2 separate regions of the Mus musculus genome follow, and region 1 is linked to region 2. A link is a contact called in ENCODE Hi-C or POLR2A ChIA-PET data. All regions are on one chromosome and are shown on one strand. Each heading gives the region's core, a stretch centred on a gene start or an enhancer-like site at or near the end of the contact. The rest is flanking DNA. Distances are from core to core; before and after follow the strand shown. Region 1 holds the start of Bst1 (bone marrow stromal cell antigen 1). Region 2 holds the start of Fbxl5 (F-box and leucine-rich repeat protein 5).

What was found. A loop is a pair of places that touch in the nucleus more often than their neighbours do. ChIA-PET counts read pairs that join two places held with the same protein, here RNA polymerase II (POLR2A).
Region 1: a loop to region 2 is called in a map of v-Abl transformed pro-B cells, with 4 times the contacts of the local background. The contact joins the promoter of Bst1 here to the promoter of Fbxl5 in region 2. A Hi-C loop is called at or near these places in 4 of 37 maps with a recorded cell type or tissue (Patski, heart and v-Abl transformed pro-B cells). POLR2A ChIA-PET finds 5 or more read pairs at or near these places in 4 of 5 experiments (Patski and embryonic stem cell).

The regions. Positions count from the first base shown.
Region 1 is chr5:43,813,635-43,820,511 of GRCm38, reverse strand. Bst1 (bone marrow stromal cell antigen 1) reads right to left here and starts at 1,619. Exons shown (of 9, transcript NM_009763.3): 1 at 1,419-1,619; 2 at 1-34. The coding sequence starts at 1,585.
Region 2 is chr5:43,776,437-43,783,750 of GRCm38, reverse strand. Fbxl5 (F-box and leucine-rich repeat protein 5) reads left to right here and starts at 1,602. Exons shown (of 11, transcript NM_001159963.1): 1 at 1,602-1,786. The coding sequence starts at 1,703.

The sequences.
Region 1 (6,877 bases), core at 370-2,869, 37 kb before region 2:
GAAGGCCTCCCAGATGGCTGTGCAGTTTTTGTTCCTGTACAAAAAAGTGCCGGTCAGAACTGGAGACGCAGTTCGGAGGGTAAGGCCGCTTGTGCCATAGGCAAGAGGACCTGAGTTCATCACCCACCAACCCTGCCCATATGGCTGCCGGTGCCTCTAACCCCAGCATTGTATTAGGTGGAAACAGGAAGATGACTGGGACTTGCTGGCCACTAGCCTAACTCTAGCTTCCAGACTAAGACAGAAAATGATAGAGTAGGCTGTCTTCCTCTCTGTGGGCACAGGCACAACACACACACATACACACACACACACACACACACACACACACACACACACACACATTCTGTGCACACAACAAAACAGAGTTCTCCAGTTTAAGGAAAGCAGTCCCCTACCCCATCCCCACCTCCAGACTTATGACAGAAGCAGACAAGGCCACAGATAAAAGTGATGCTAGAAAGTGACAATTTCAATGTCAATAAACCAGGAAACTTCTGGTTTTCAGAACTCTCCTTCTCCCTCTCCCTCCCCCCTCCCTCTCCGTCCCCCTCTCCCTCCCCCTCCCCCTTCCCCTCCCCTCCCCCTTCCCCCCCCTCTGTCTGTGGTGGAGGTACTGCACATGTATCATGTAGTCAACTGTTCTAGCACTGAACCACACCTCTGGCTTTCGCCTATTCATTAAGACACAAGAGTGGAGCTCCTTGTTCAGGTTCATTAGAGGGCGAGTCTCTGGGCCCACTGAGGTCAAGTCAGGAGGCAAGACTTGGGAAGATAGGAGTGGATGCCAAGTGTTGGGAGCAGTTTCCTCTACTGAGTCAGAGTGGCTTCTGGGGCCAGTTTTCACTCCTGAGGTCCAGGACGCCTTTCAAAATCACGTTCTATAGCAATGGTCATGTTGTCCTACCTTTGGTGACAATGACCAACCTGACTTCTTATGTTATTCTCTCATTTTATTTTATTGAGCTGCATCCCAATTAAAAACAACTGGCATGAGAAAGAGTGGTGTAACAACACAAAAAAGCAGATCCAGAGAAGGAAATTATTTCAATAGGAAACACAGTGTGCACAAGGTAGGGGGAACCAGAATCCTCTAGATGGGACAAGGGGAGCTAATTCCCAAGTGGTGCTCAAAATACCCAAACTGGCAGTTGTTGATAGTAGGCAAGGCTCTTTCACTCAAATTCACCTCTAGACTGGTGTCGCATTACAGCTTTCTCCTCACCTCTACACCCACAGGGGCAGCCTTAGCAGTTTCCTCCCGGGTCTGGAAATCCCCTGCACAGGGGATCTTGTCCCTAAGAATCACCTACATACACATCACCTGCATGGAGTCCCGCTAGTCCCTCCACCTGACTTTCCAAAGCCCTCACCTCACCCCACCCTTCTGCCTTTTCACTGTCTGGCTTAGCACTTACCCCAGGCTCAGCAGCGTGGTGTACTCTGCGCAGCGGCCCAGGAAGATGCTCTGGAGGTGAGGAGTGGTACCCTCCCCTGTCCACCGCGCTCTTGCCCCCAGAAGCACTGTCAGCAAGGACAGCCATAGCCACAGCCACAGAGACAACAGGCCTCCCTGGACAGCCATCAAGAAGACTTTGATTCCTCTAGCCCGTGGCCTCTTGGACTCCTCCCAGTTCCTCTTCCACTGAGGAGGCGGTTCCCCTTAGCTGAGCTTTGGCAGGACTCATCCAGATGCCAAGCCAGCCCACCTCCCATCCTCTTTCCTCTTCCATTACGACAGAAATTAAACTTAGGGCATTGCCTGGCAAAAGACGCCTCGTGGAGGGACCCCAAAGGGAATGGGAATTTGAAGCGCGCGCGCGCACACACACACACACACACACACACACACCTCTATAGAAATCTGTTACCATGTGAGCCCTAAGCAAACTTAAATTCTGTCCTGGTTCACACAGTCTTTCCAGGAGAGACATGTGCTACCCTTAGTGAAAATTGATGGCTTTGAGAAAAGCCGAAGGCACAAGGGCACAGACAAGAATCACATGCCATTCCTAAGTTGACTCTTAGGGAGTTTGTCTGGGTGGACTCTGGATGTGACTGACTGGTGCCTGTTTTGTCTTTCCTTTTCTTCCTTTGTGAGGGACATCGTCCACAGGCATCACTTACACCTGCCCCATGGATTCTGGAGCACAGGGCTTGTTTTCTAGTTTTCCAAGTGCTCACAGATAACTTTGTCTGAGAATACAGTACGGTCAGAGCTACACTCCTTTGTAATTTAGGCAGTTTAGATGTGAGATTTGGGGACTTGAATTGATACTAAAATAAGTTCATAATTGTAGGGGACGGTAGGTTAGGTAAAGGAATTTATCATGTAGGATGGATGTGAATTTTTGAAGACCAAAGGATAACTCCAATGAAGCCAAAATACCCATTAGAGATGTTTACACTCATATTCTGGAGTTCTGTGATGATTGCCTTGCATGGTAGTGAAGGCTCTATGCCCCAGTATAAGGGAATATCAGGACCAGGAATGGGAGTGAGAGGGTTAGGGAGCAGGGGGAGGGGAGAGGGGAGAGGGAATTTTCAGAGGGGAAACCAGGAAAGGGGATAATATTTGAAATGTAAATAAAAAAATCTTTCTTTAAAAAAGAAATTGCCAAAAAAAGTAAATAAACAGCAACCCCAAAAGTCCCCAAAACCCCCAAAAAACCAATCACTATAATATGCCAAGATTGTTACACAAAGATCATTTTCAAAAACAATTTCCTAAGTGAGATTTTTTTTTCCTGTGAGGAAAATGTGAATTTCTTTCCTGAATTCCTAAGCCCCGCCAACTACTTTCTTTTGGGAAAACCCAACATACTGTGTTGTGCTAGAGCAGGTCAGTATGAGTAATTCCAATATCTGAATCAAATGTTTCAAGAGATCAGCTACTCAGTGGGCTTCCTTGTCAAAGGGAAACTTTTCACTGCGCTTTCTATACTTCTGTGACAACCTGTGGAATTTCTCTGGACGGGAAAGCAACTCAGCAGATGACACAGAAACTGCAAGTGTGTTGCTAGCCATTTCTAGCGTAGTGTTAGCTCACCTCTGTGTTCTCAGTGGAACTTGCTGCTCCATCTCTTGTGATCATTTGTAACTTTCCAGCTTATTTGATATTGACCATATATATGCTTTTCTAATTCTTTAAAATTATATAAAGACTCAGATGTGAGGTTAAATTTAAAAAGCAAAAATATCTTCCATAAAATCTTCTCCACACACACATTTTACATAAACTTTAATAGTGTTGTGTGGCTCCCCTCATGGGTATTTTTTATCATGCTGGATTGCAAAATCTATCCTGGGTTATAACTGAATAATAAGCAACATTTCTAATGGTTCTGCAATACTACAGATTAGAAGAGCTACTGTGTTATTCCTAAGTTTCATTTTCAGCTTCTCTGCTGACTCATCACTAGAAATTGTCCACACCAGAATCAAATAAGCTGGGACAATTCCTTCACCATCTGTGTAAGACACTCAGGACTCCTTCCTATCAAAAGAAGGACAACCACGTTGATAGTTTTATGTCTTTTTTCTTTCTTTGAAAACATTCAATTGTCTCACCATTAACTACATCATTCTAAGTTTCTGAGCACCCCTTTATTTTGGAAGGTTTTAAGCTTTTATTTGCAAGAATATTATTACAAACGATACTTGGATGTCTTTCATTTCCAAAGGGCTCTGCACATTTGATAAAGCCATATTTTAAGTAATCTTCATTATTATGCTTTAAGCTCACTTTTTCCTTTCTGAAATGTGACTCAACTGAAGTTGAAGCTACCAAATTAGGAACAGTATTCTCCATTACTGTCAGCATTAACACTCACAGATCCAAAAGTTGAACTTAAACGTGTGTCTTAAAAAAAAAAGACTCATTTTAAAAGTATTTCTTCCATTTTAATTGAAATATCATAGTTGCTACTAATAAAAAGCAGCCTAAATAACAGTTCCAAAAATGCACTTAGAGTCTGCAACTGATTCTTTTAGAAATCACAGACTTCACTTTCATTTGTAAGTCATAGTTGATGTCCTCTGTCTGTCGAGAGAGCGAAGAGAATTGGGACACAAATATGTTCCACCAGGCTCTGGTCTGGCCCGGAATACCCAAAGTGTTACAGCTCTTAGAAGAGAAACAAGAAGGTTTGGGCAGGCTCAGGGCAGGTAGTCGAGTTTCTCGGTCTCTCATCAGCTACCACCAGCCGCACCAGCTCCAGAGGCAGGGGTGGCTGGGGCAGCTGGGGCAGCAGAGACACGGGTCTGGCCAGTTAGGCAGGTCCAAGGTCATTGATAAATGTTTCGGGTGAGAGAACTCTTCCCCAAGTGTTACAGCTCAGTAAAAACAGTCACTCTCAGATAGTCCTCCATCAAATAACTTGTGTGCTTTATTCCTTGTGATCAGAGACTATATAAACATTGATGGGTGGGGTGGGATTTAAGGGTAGATGTTTCCTATTGGCTCAGTGTGAGATATAGAGTGATGCTCTATTTGCATGGGAAAGGACGTCAGTGTTGCCTATGTGACTGACTGACTGCCTGGTTCTCTCAGTGGGGTGTCATGGTTAGGCAGGTACAAATATGGATAGGGTGTGGCTGGACTCCTGCTGATCTCAAGTCTCTGAGATTCCAGGAATCTGAGCTCACTCAGCCTTACCAGTTCTTCTGTCTGGTGGCACATTTAACTTGCCCCACAACTCCTTTTTGGTAATATAAAGGAGAAGTGTCATTGAATTAACTGTCTCCTGTATTGGAAATGGTTTGGCATCGAAACAAAACCTGATTAGTAGTGATCTTTTTAATGATACTCATGTGCAGTTTTAGAAATCGGGTAAGTCAAGGTGCCAGGGCTCCAATGGCTAGTGTGGGACCAAGGAGGGGAAGAAGTCAAGCTACCAAGGGATGTAAGTACCGTAAGGTAGGGGTGTGGGTAGCATAGTGTGCCTGAGGATCTCCCCTAAGATCTTTGAGCATGTGTATGCCTTGTTCTACCAGCCCGGATTCATTGACATAGAAGAAACATTTCTCCCCCTAGCAAAATGCGTGTCCCTCTCTGTTCAGCAGTCAGTAAGTCCTCGGGGTTTTTGTTTGATTGTCTGTTTGTTTGTTTTTTGTTTTTGTTTTTTGAGACAGGGTTTCTCTGTGTAGCCCTGGCTGTCCTGGAACTCACTTTGTAGACTAGGCTGGCCTCAAACTCAGAAACCCACCTGCCTCTGCCTCCTGAGTGCTGGGATTAAAGGCATGCACCACCACGCCCGGCTGAGACTCAGGTTTTGAAGAGCAACTCTTGCTAAGGACATTATCTGGCATAGAAAGGACTCAAGGGTGTCTGCAGTGGAGGCCATTGACTGGCCAAGTTTGTCTTGGAAGTCACTGAACAGAAGGTGTGTTTGGACGAGGGCTGCTCCAGTGGTTCCTGCTATGCCTAGTGAGACAGAGAGCCCCAATCTGACCAGCCGAGGGATGAAGATCTCTCTCTTCTTCTGAGCTCCTCCCAGCTGTAAGGCGAGTTCTTCAGGTTTGTAAAGATAAACCTGGGGAACAATCAATACAGGGGTGTAGGAACCTTGAAAAGGGAGGCTTATGCAGGAACCTGTAGTGCCTCCGCACCAGAAAAGAGCACGAGGGGTGAGGGGGGATTTAGCACATATTGGTTTGGTAATGGACACATGCATGTAGGATGGAGTCTTGAGGAGAGTCCTACCAGGCAAAGGGAGAGGGTAGATCAAAGGAAGGAATGTCTTGTGATTTTCCTGTGGGTAAGGATCCAGGGAGTTCATGAAAAGAAATGTTAATGGGAACAGCTGCCAATCCATTCAGAAAAGAGAAGCACAGGAAAAGCATTGGGAGGAGTTAGGGTGGGTGGTTAGGGGACAGATGTCAGCTGCCATACTGGATGTATCATTGCCAGGAAAGGGTAGCTTGGAGCTCCTTCTGAGATTGATTTTCCTGTTGATGAATATTAACATGGATGAAGACTGATTTGGGGCAGGGACAAGCTATCAAGAGACATGTAGGTCAGCTACAGGATATTTGGCATAGCCATTAGGGTAGAGCTTACCCATGGCTCCCATCTACCAACATTCATCCCAGGGATTACTGATGGAAAGCTGAAAAGGAGTTTTAAGGTTGGCGAGCATGGTGCCACCACAGCCGGTGGATTCCATTCTACAGCTCCGACATCTGTATCCTCCATATGTGGAGGCCTCCTGGAGGCATTCACCTGTGTTTCAGTAAGGAAAGCAGAGGAAAGAGCTGGGGGTGGGGGCGTAGTGGAGATGGAATCGGGTTGTAGGGGGAAGTGGGCAGTCCTGGGTTCCTATGATTTTGTTGTGTTTGTTGTGGGTCTTCCTGGTGGACAATCTCCAGTAGTGAGTACTAGGAAGGCTAGAGAGAGGCTTGAGCAGTAGCAGAGTTAGTATGAAGAAGGACAAAAACAGCCATAAGAATAGAGGAGAGGGGGGCTTGTGGAGGGCACATGGCCTGGGCAGCCGCTACCAGGTCATAATGTCCTTCCAGGAGATCTTGTTGTTCCTTTAAGAGGTGGGATCTCCTCCGCCTCTTCCTCCTCCTCTGACCTTGATCTGTCAGTTGAGAGTCGGGCCATCTTCTTGGTTGGTGAGGATAGGTCTAGGCTGGTCCTGTAGAAAAACACTAACAAACCCTTTTTGTTTGTAAGGAGGGGGTTTGGTCCCTTCCAAATTCCATCTAAGGGATTTCACCATTGTTTCTGGGTTATTTCTGGTGTGTGCCAATGGAGAGAGATAGGAAGGAGGGTGTTTGGAGCTCTGGTAGATGTTAAATATATTTAGGGTAGTCAGGGCTGTCATTAATTTACATTAGGGGATAGGTATTTGGCTTTTGTTTTAGAATCTGG
Region 2 (7,314 bases), core at 353-2,852:
GGATATAACAAATGAGGGGTTAGCAAATGTCTTTTGAGAATTGTTAAAAATATGGAGGCAAAGCCCTGCTTAAACAGCGGAGAAAAGAAGGGGAAAAGAGGGAAACAGAGAAGGGAACAGAGGAAAGAAGAATAATGGGGTGGAGAGGGAGGGAGAAATCTGTCAAGACTTATCAGTTCTGTAAGCTATTTTTGTTGTTGTTGTTTTCTTTTTCTTTTTCTTCAGTCACCTCTTTGTTCCAACTAATACAGTACACAGGAACAAACTTATCGTCAGATCTAGATACATTTGGCCAGAATTTTATGTACTGATTTGTGAAATCCTGGGCAATGTCTTAATTTCCTTTGTCATAGCTGTTTTCTCTAACATTGTTTACAGGGAGTATTCGTGATGAGGTATTCCTATTAGCACTTCAAAAATACACGTACTCCGTTTTCCTTAAAATCTTATGAAGTAGGTTATTTATTCCCCTCATCTCATTTTACATAAGAGAATACTGCGGTCAGAACACAGAAGTCAGGTCGCTCTCCAAGGTTAGTACAACTAGAGTTTGGTGAAACCATGAACCTAAGCTTCATCTCCAGAGTCTGTTTTCCAGCTCAATTTGCATGTTAATATCAAAAGGTAACCAGAACTAGCTGCACTAATAGAAGTATCTTTTTATTCATTTTCTGAGAGTCTGGTTCCTTTTAACCATTGACATGAATTTGGGGTAGGAAATACAAAGGTGAATAATGTAGCATATCTTCTGCTTACTGTTCAAAGTTTATGGTTGTTGAGAAAACGACACACCCTTCCCAGGTTCTCAGCCTTGCCCGTGTTTCTCCCATTTTTCCACGAATTCTAAAGCCACGGGGTGAGAGCCGGCTCTGATACTTGGGAAAAGTCTACTGGAGGGCTTAGATGAGGACAGGTGACGTGCACTGGCCTTTCTCTAGGCAGTGACCTCATTTATGGCCCTTTCTTCCTGTCTGAGCCTCCTCGGCTTAAAATGGCGGGATTTGTGCTAAGGCTCTCTCCCTACTAGACAGCCATGATGGCTCCCCGCCCCCCCCACCCCCCCCAAACCCCCGCAGGCTCATCTGGCCGCTCTGGGACTGTCGTTCCTGATCTGAGGTGTTGGTCCTCCCTCTGGTGTTTCCAGTTCCCCAGGGCCACCATCCCACTCTGCTCCGTGCCAGGAGGGGTGAGGAGGGGCTGCCAGGTCCCCAGCTCTCAGCCGCAGGGGAGAGGCCATGCTAGGCCCAGAGCCAGCATCCCAGGCCTAGCAAAACCCGAACGAGGCAGCAAAGGCGGCTGAGGGCTCGGCGCGCGCACAGCCCGCCCGTCCAGAGCACGCAGGCTCGATCTGGTCACGCAGGTCCCTGCCTCAAGGCCAGGCACCCGGAGAAGCGCCCTTGAAGACCCTCGCCCTGGGACAGTGCGATTTTTTAAGAGATGTAACGCAAGGGACCAGGGACGACCATGCCCACCGGAGGAGAGAGCTCTGGGCGCCTCAGCGCGCGCGCCGGTCACGTGGGCCGCGGCACCGCATGGCGGCGGCCCGCGCGCCCCCGCGTCACGGCCCCGCGGAACCGCCCGGGCGCGCGCGCCGACGGGGCGGGCGCATGCGCAGGGGGGCGCGCCGCCTCTGCCCCGCGGCGAGGGTGTCTATGGAGAGGCGGCGGCCGCGGCTGCTGAGGCGGACGCTGAGGCAGTGGCGATGGCGCCCTTCCCCGATGAAGTGGACGTCTTCACCGCCCCGCACTGGCGGATGAAGCAGCTGGTGGGGCGCTACTGCGACAAGGTAAAGGAGCGCGGGGCGGAGGGCGGCCGCGGAGGAGCGGCCGGGTTCCGGGAGGCCTGGCCTGCGTGCCTCCCGCAACCCCCGCGTTGGCGCCGCGCGAGCCCGTCGCCCGCGCCCCGGCACCCGCGCGGCTCCCGAACCTTCCCACCGGGGTCCCGGGAGCCCGCGCTGGCCGCGGCCTGGGACGAGCGCTCGCGGGACTGACCTGTGCCGGGGTGAGGGGCGCTCCCGGCCGTCCGGCTCGGCCGCCCGCGGGGTGCCCGCTCCCCGTCCGCAGGCCGCTTCTGCGGTTACTCGCAGCCACAGCACCGCTCGCCCGGTCCCTTCGGGCTCTTTTAGTCGCTCTGCAAACACTGCATCCTCTCTCTGGACCTCTTGACTTGCTTCCTGGCTCCACAGGCAGCGTCTTGCAGCCCCTGGAGCAGGCTTATTTTACCTGCCTGCTTTGCACTGGTTTGGTTCCGTACACAAGCCCGGTACACGGACTGGGAAGACCTGCACTCCTCTTTCCTGGTTACTCTTTTTTTCCTTCCAGTTTTTATTTTTCCTGGATACTTTATTCCTTGTAGAATTTGTTCCTCTGTTGGACTTTTTACTGGAAGCAAATGAGAGGGGCCCCTAGGAAAAGTTGCCTTGCAGTGGAACTCACTTTGGACTTTTAATGGGTGTAGCCGAAGTTGAAGAAGCACTCTTGTGAAGATGAGTTGGGAACCTTTTTCTAATGATGCTGAAAACTCTGAATTGTCACTTTATGTTCGGAAGATCATATATGAGTAAATTCTGGGCAGTCATATGTTTTGCAAAAAAGGTGAACCAAATAAATAGCTGTTAAGTAATTATTAACTTAAACGTAAAAATAAATTGAATTATCAGAGATTACGTGGAATTAGCACCACTATTAACAGCAAACAAGAGTTGTCTTTCAATCTGGAGAGGTGCTAGGAAGGAGGCCAATGTCTTCCCTGGTAGGCCACGGGAAGACCAGCAATTTGAAGTGTAGGATCTTAGCATCTTGGCTGCACAGTCCTCTCCCTCCATTTTGGGAAAAGAAAAACAAACAAACCAATAAACTCAAACCCAGTTAGTCCTAAGCCAGTGGACCTTTAAACACCAAGACCATAGGCTCATGGCTCACACTACTTGGTTGCCCAAGCTTGCTGTTAAAATCCTGATGGCTGAACCCTAACTCAAATTGGAATCTCTGAGCATAGAACCCAGATGTCAAGTACAGTTTAGAGCTCTCAGTGAGAGTGGGGCCCAGCAATGGTGAGTACCACCTTCCCAGGGGAGGCTTAAGGACTGGCTAAGCCTTGAGCAGAAGAGTATGTATACTCGCGGTAGTTCTCATTTAGTGGTTGTGTTGTTTGTAATCTCCCTGCCTTTTGATTTTTTTTTTCATTGCACTACCCTTTAATTTCAGGAATTTCTCAAAAAAGCAAAAGGGAAATGAAGTGAAGACTAATGGCTAGTTTTGGGGAGAGGTAGTCCAGAGACTCCCTGGTAATATGGGCGAAATTTTGTCAATGTGTACATCTTCCTTGGTGCTTTCTATATCTCTTCTCTTTTTCCTTCTATTTTGTTTTGTTTTTCCTGTGTCTGGATCTTGTTCTATAGAGCCAGCTAACCTTGAATTCCCAGAGATCTGCCTGCCTCTGCCTGGGATTAAAGGTATGAGCTACCATACCAGGCTTGTCTATCTGTGTGTCTGTCTTTCTTTTTCTTTTTCTTTTTTCTTTTGGTTTTTCAAGATACGGTTTTTCTGTGTAGCTCTGGCTGTCCTGGAACTCACTCTGTAGACCGGGCTGGCCTTGAACGCAGAAATCCGCCTGCTTCTGCCTCATAAGTCCTGGGATTAAAGGCTAATATTTCTTAAGATGTTTAACATTGTCAAAGGATTATGACCTTCCCAAATAATCAAAATTTGTAATGTAGTACCCAGTCTCTTTTTTAAAATAATGAGGAAGTTGGTCATTATACTTTGGTTGGTTTGGTTCTGATACTGTTTTTGAGGTAGAATCTCCCGTAATACAGGATGGCCTTGAGAACTCACTGTATTTCAGAGGCTGTCCTTGAACTCCTGATCTTCCTTCTAGATTCGAGAACTACAGGCATTTGTCATCACCCCGGGCACAGTAATTTTGTGTCTCCTTTTTGAGAATGTTTGAATAAATTTTGAAACTGCAGTTGACTTTAAAAAAAAAAAAAAAAAAAACAAGTCAAATAAGATTATTCTCAGTAGTTAAATATTCCCTATTGCATAAACTAATTTAATAAAGCATTTTTAATTTGGTATAGCTTTGGTCAAAATTGCCACTGATTTATCACCAACACTGTACAGAAAATCACTAATTCTGAATTAGTTGAATATAGTTAATGAGATTATCACATATATTCATCAAGAGTGCTAAAATTCCAGTTTTCTTAACTATGATCAAAGTAATTTAGTTGAGAAAAAAGAACTACACAGGCATTTTCATCATTTCTCGGGGTTAACATGGCCAGTAGAAGGTAATCTGGATGTCTTTGCAAGTGAAGAGTGGGAAAATGCACGTTTGTGATGGCAGAGTAGTAGCCTTGAAGGATTAAGAGTGGTTTTGACTGGTTTGTTCTCTCAAGGCTTGTCCTTTCATTTAGCTGTGTAGGTCAAGGATATCAATCTGAATGTCCAGAAACTATAAAGATTTCAATTTTATTCCCATTATTGAACTTATATATTTATAAAATGATTTCTTTAGGAGCATCAAATCAGTTGTTCTATTATTTGAGCAATGCATTATTCTTTAGTGGTTACAGATTATGTTAACAATTGCTGTATAATAGTTTAATGTGTTGCCTGTAGATTTTCTCATATAAAAAGGTCAACCAGACAAAATCCAACAAGCAGGGAGAAGGGAAAGTGGGTTCAGAGTCTGAATCTACTGATGTAGTAGTAATTTACAAGTGATAGGTTTCTCTAATGACTTGTCACTGGGTATATCAACCACCCTCCCCATGCCCAGGAGTAGTTGGCCAACAGAAAACAGACTCCATAGTTTTTTGTTTTGTGTACATGTTTTGTTTTGTTTTGGTGTTTTTGTCTCATTGATTTTGTTAGTTTGTTTTCAGAAAAAGGTGTTACGGGAAGGTTCTTTATCTCTGCCGTGCAGACCACAGGCCTTTGGCGCAAAGCAAGTAAAAGTATTGTTTGCTTCTGTCTTATGCTGGGGATTCATGGGCCTGGATTGGTTAGGGGAGAGCTTATTAAGATAGTGATAGAGACTCAGAACTACCCAAATCAGGTTTAAGACTCTCAGCTTAATTTTCTTCATCAGAAGCTGAGATAGCTTTTGATTTGTTTTGTAACAAGAGTCTTGTTTCATAAGTCACTGACCCTGCAGATTGGATTATGTGTAGTAAAAATTGGAGGCAAATGGTAGGTAATCCTTGCTCCATTTTCTTCACAATTTCTAGTATTCCCTTTAATCCTCAACACTTATTTCCATTAGTTCTTTTCTGTCTGCCCTGTAGTAGTTTCTATTGGCATTGTGAGGCCTGATTGCTATTCCTCAGGAGATCACAGTTTCATATCAGTTTCATATGCACTATCATCTGTGCTAATACAGAAATCCAAAAAGTGCAGTGGGAGCAAACAGAAGAAGGTACACAGCAAGCACTGGGAGTAGTTGCTGAGTTGACTTCTGAGAACAGTTACGTGGTTCCTATAGAGATCCCCACCACACACACACACTATATATATATATATATATATATATATATTTGTTTGTTTTTTTGAGACAGGGTTTCTCTGTATAGCCCTGGCTGTCCTGGAACTCACTTTATAGACCAGGCTGGCCTTGAACTCAGAAATCTGCCTGCCTCTGCCTCCCAAGTGCTGGGATTAAAGGTGTGTGCCACCACCACCTCACAATTTATATATATACCTGAGTTACAAAAAAGTTGGGGAGAGGCTTGAGAGATGGGTTAGCAACTAAGAGCAGAAGTTGCTCTTCCAGAGGACCTATGCTCTATTCCCAGTACCAACATGCTAATTCACAATACTCTAACTCCAGTTCTAGGGAATCTAATGTTCCCTTCTATCTTCCATTAGCATCAGATATGCATGTGGTGCATATAAATCCATGCAGACAAAACACCAACCACCCTTACCTAAAAAAATTAGTGGTGAAAGCAGTTAGAGGGAGCCTAAGTTTTTCAAGCAAGGCTGAAAGTAAACACAAAATTGAATAGGTTACTCTCTGAAACTTGAATGTAGCTTTATGGTCAGGTTCTTCCCCCTGTACCCCCATTTTTCTACATTACCTGTATTGGCATTTGGGAAGACTTAGTGGACATAATACTGAATCTTGAGCTGAGAGGGAGGAAAAGGGAGTTTAATGGATTCTTACTTCGTACTAACATTATTTCTATAATCCTTACAAGAGCTTTGTAAGACAAGTGTTATCCCTCATTTAAAAGTGAGGAAATAGTCTTAGTGGTTAAATAACTTACCAGCTCACTCGGCAATTAGAGCCTGAATTTTAATCCGAGAATTTTTTTCTCCCTCCGAAACCCATGTTTTTTAACCTTGCCTCACTTGTTGCTTATTACTAACTCTTTTTGAAAAACAGTTTATTTGTAGGTCAATTTTTCCATCTGTAAATTTAGCCAGAGCCTGTGTATCTCTGATTTACTGAAAGTATGATCTTGATAATTGGACAGAAATGGGGTGGTAATGTTTGGATTCCTGCTGTGCATTTCTGTTCCTATTTTTTAACATACTGGCTTTATGTTGCAGTTATTTTTGGCAATCAGTTTTAAGGCCAGCCTTTCTATCTTAGGCTGTACAGTATCTTGAGACAGAAAGACAGTAATGCATTTTCGTGTGAAAACCACCATTTAATTGTTTCACTGATGTTGATTGTGTGTGTCTTGTTATATGTAGGTTCTTTGTTGAATGTGGTGGCCCCCAGAGTATCTAATTGTGCAGGCTACTAGTGAGCTCTCATTCTACCACAGAGCATTGTTTTCCACAGTATATCTTATGACCCACTAGTAGGTCATCAATCAACTTTGTGCATCAGAAATGGCATTAGAAAAGGAAAGTGGAAATGTAAATACATCCCAGAGTACAGAGGGAGATAGTTTCTCCTGAATTATCTTTGAAGTATTTGTTCTCTGTCTGGATTTCACTACATTGTTTCATTATATTTTGTATAGAGAGAGACTACCAAGGTCCTTTGTAGTAAACAATATTTGGAAAACACTTGGCCTGGAGCAGCATTTTGCAGCTGAAGCACTGTTGACATTTTGGGCTACATAATTTGTTGTGGGGGTTGTCCTCTGAATTGTAAAGTGTTTAGCCATGTTCTTGGCTCATATCCACCCTATGTCAGTGGCACTTCTCTATTGGTGACAAACTAAACTGTCCCCAGACCTCCCCTTTTATATCCTGGGGGACAATGTTTCTTACAGTGAGATCTTTGTTGTCAAACCATTATTCTGACCAGTTACTGTCTTGGGTCCAAAAAGATAGCTTTCTGTGTGGGATA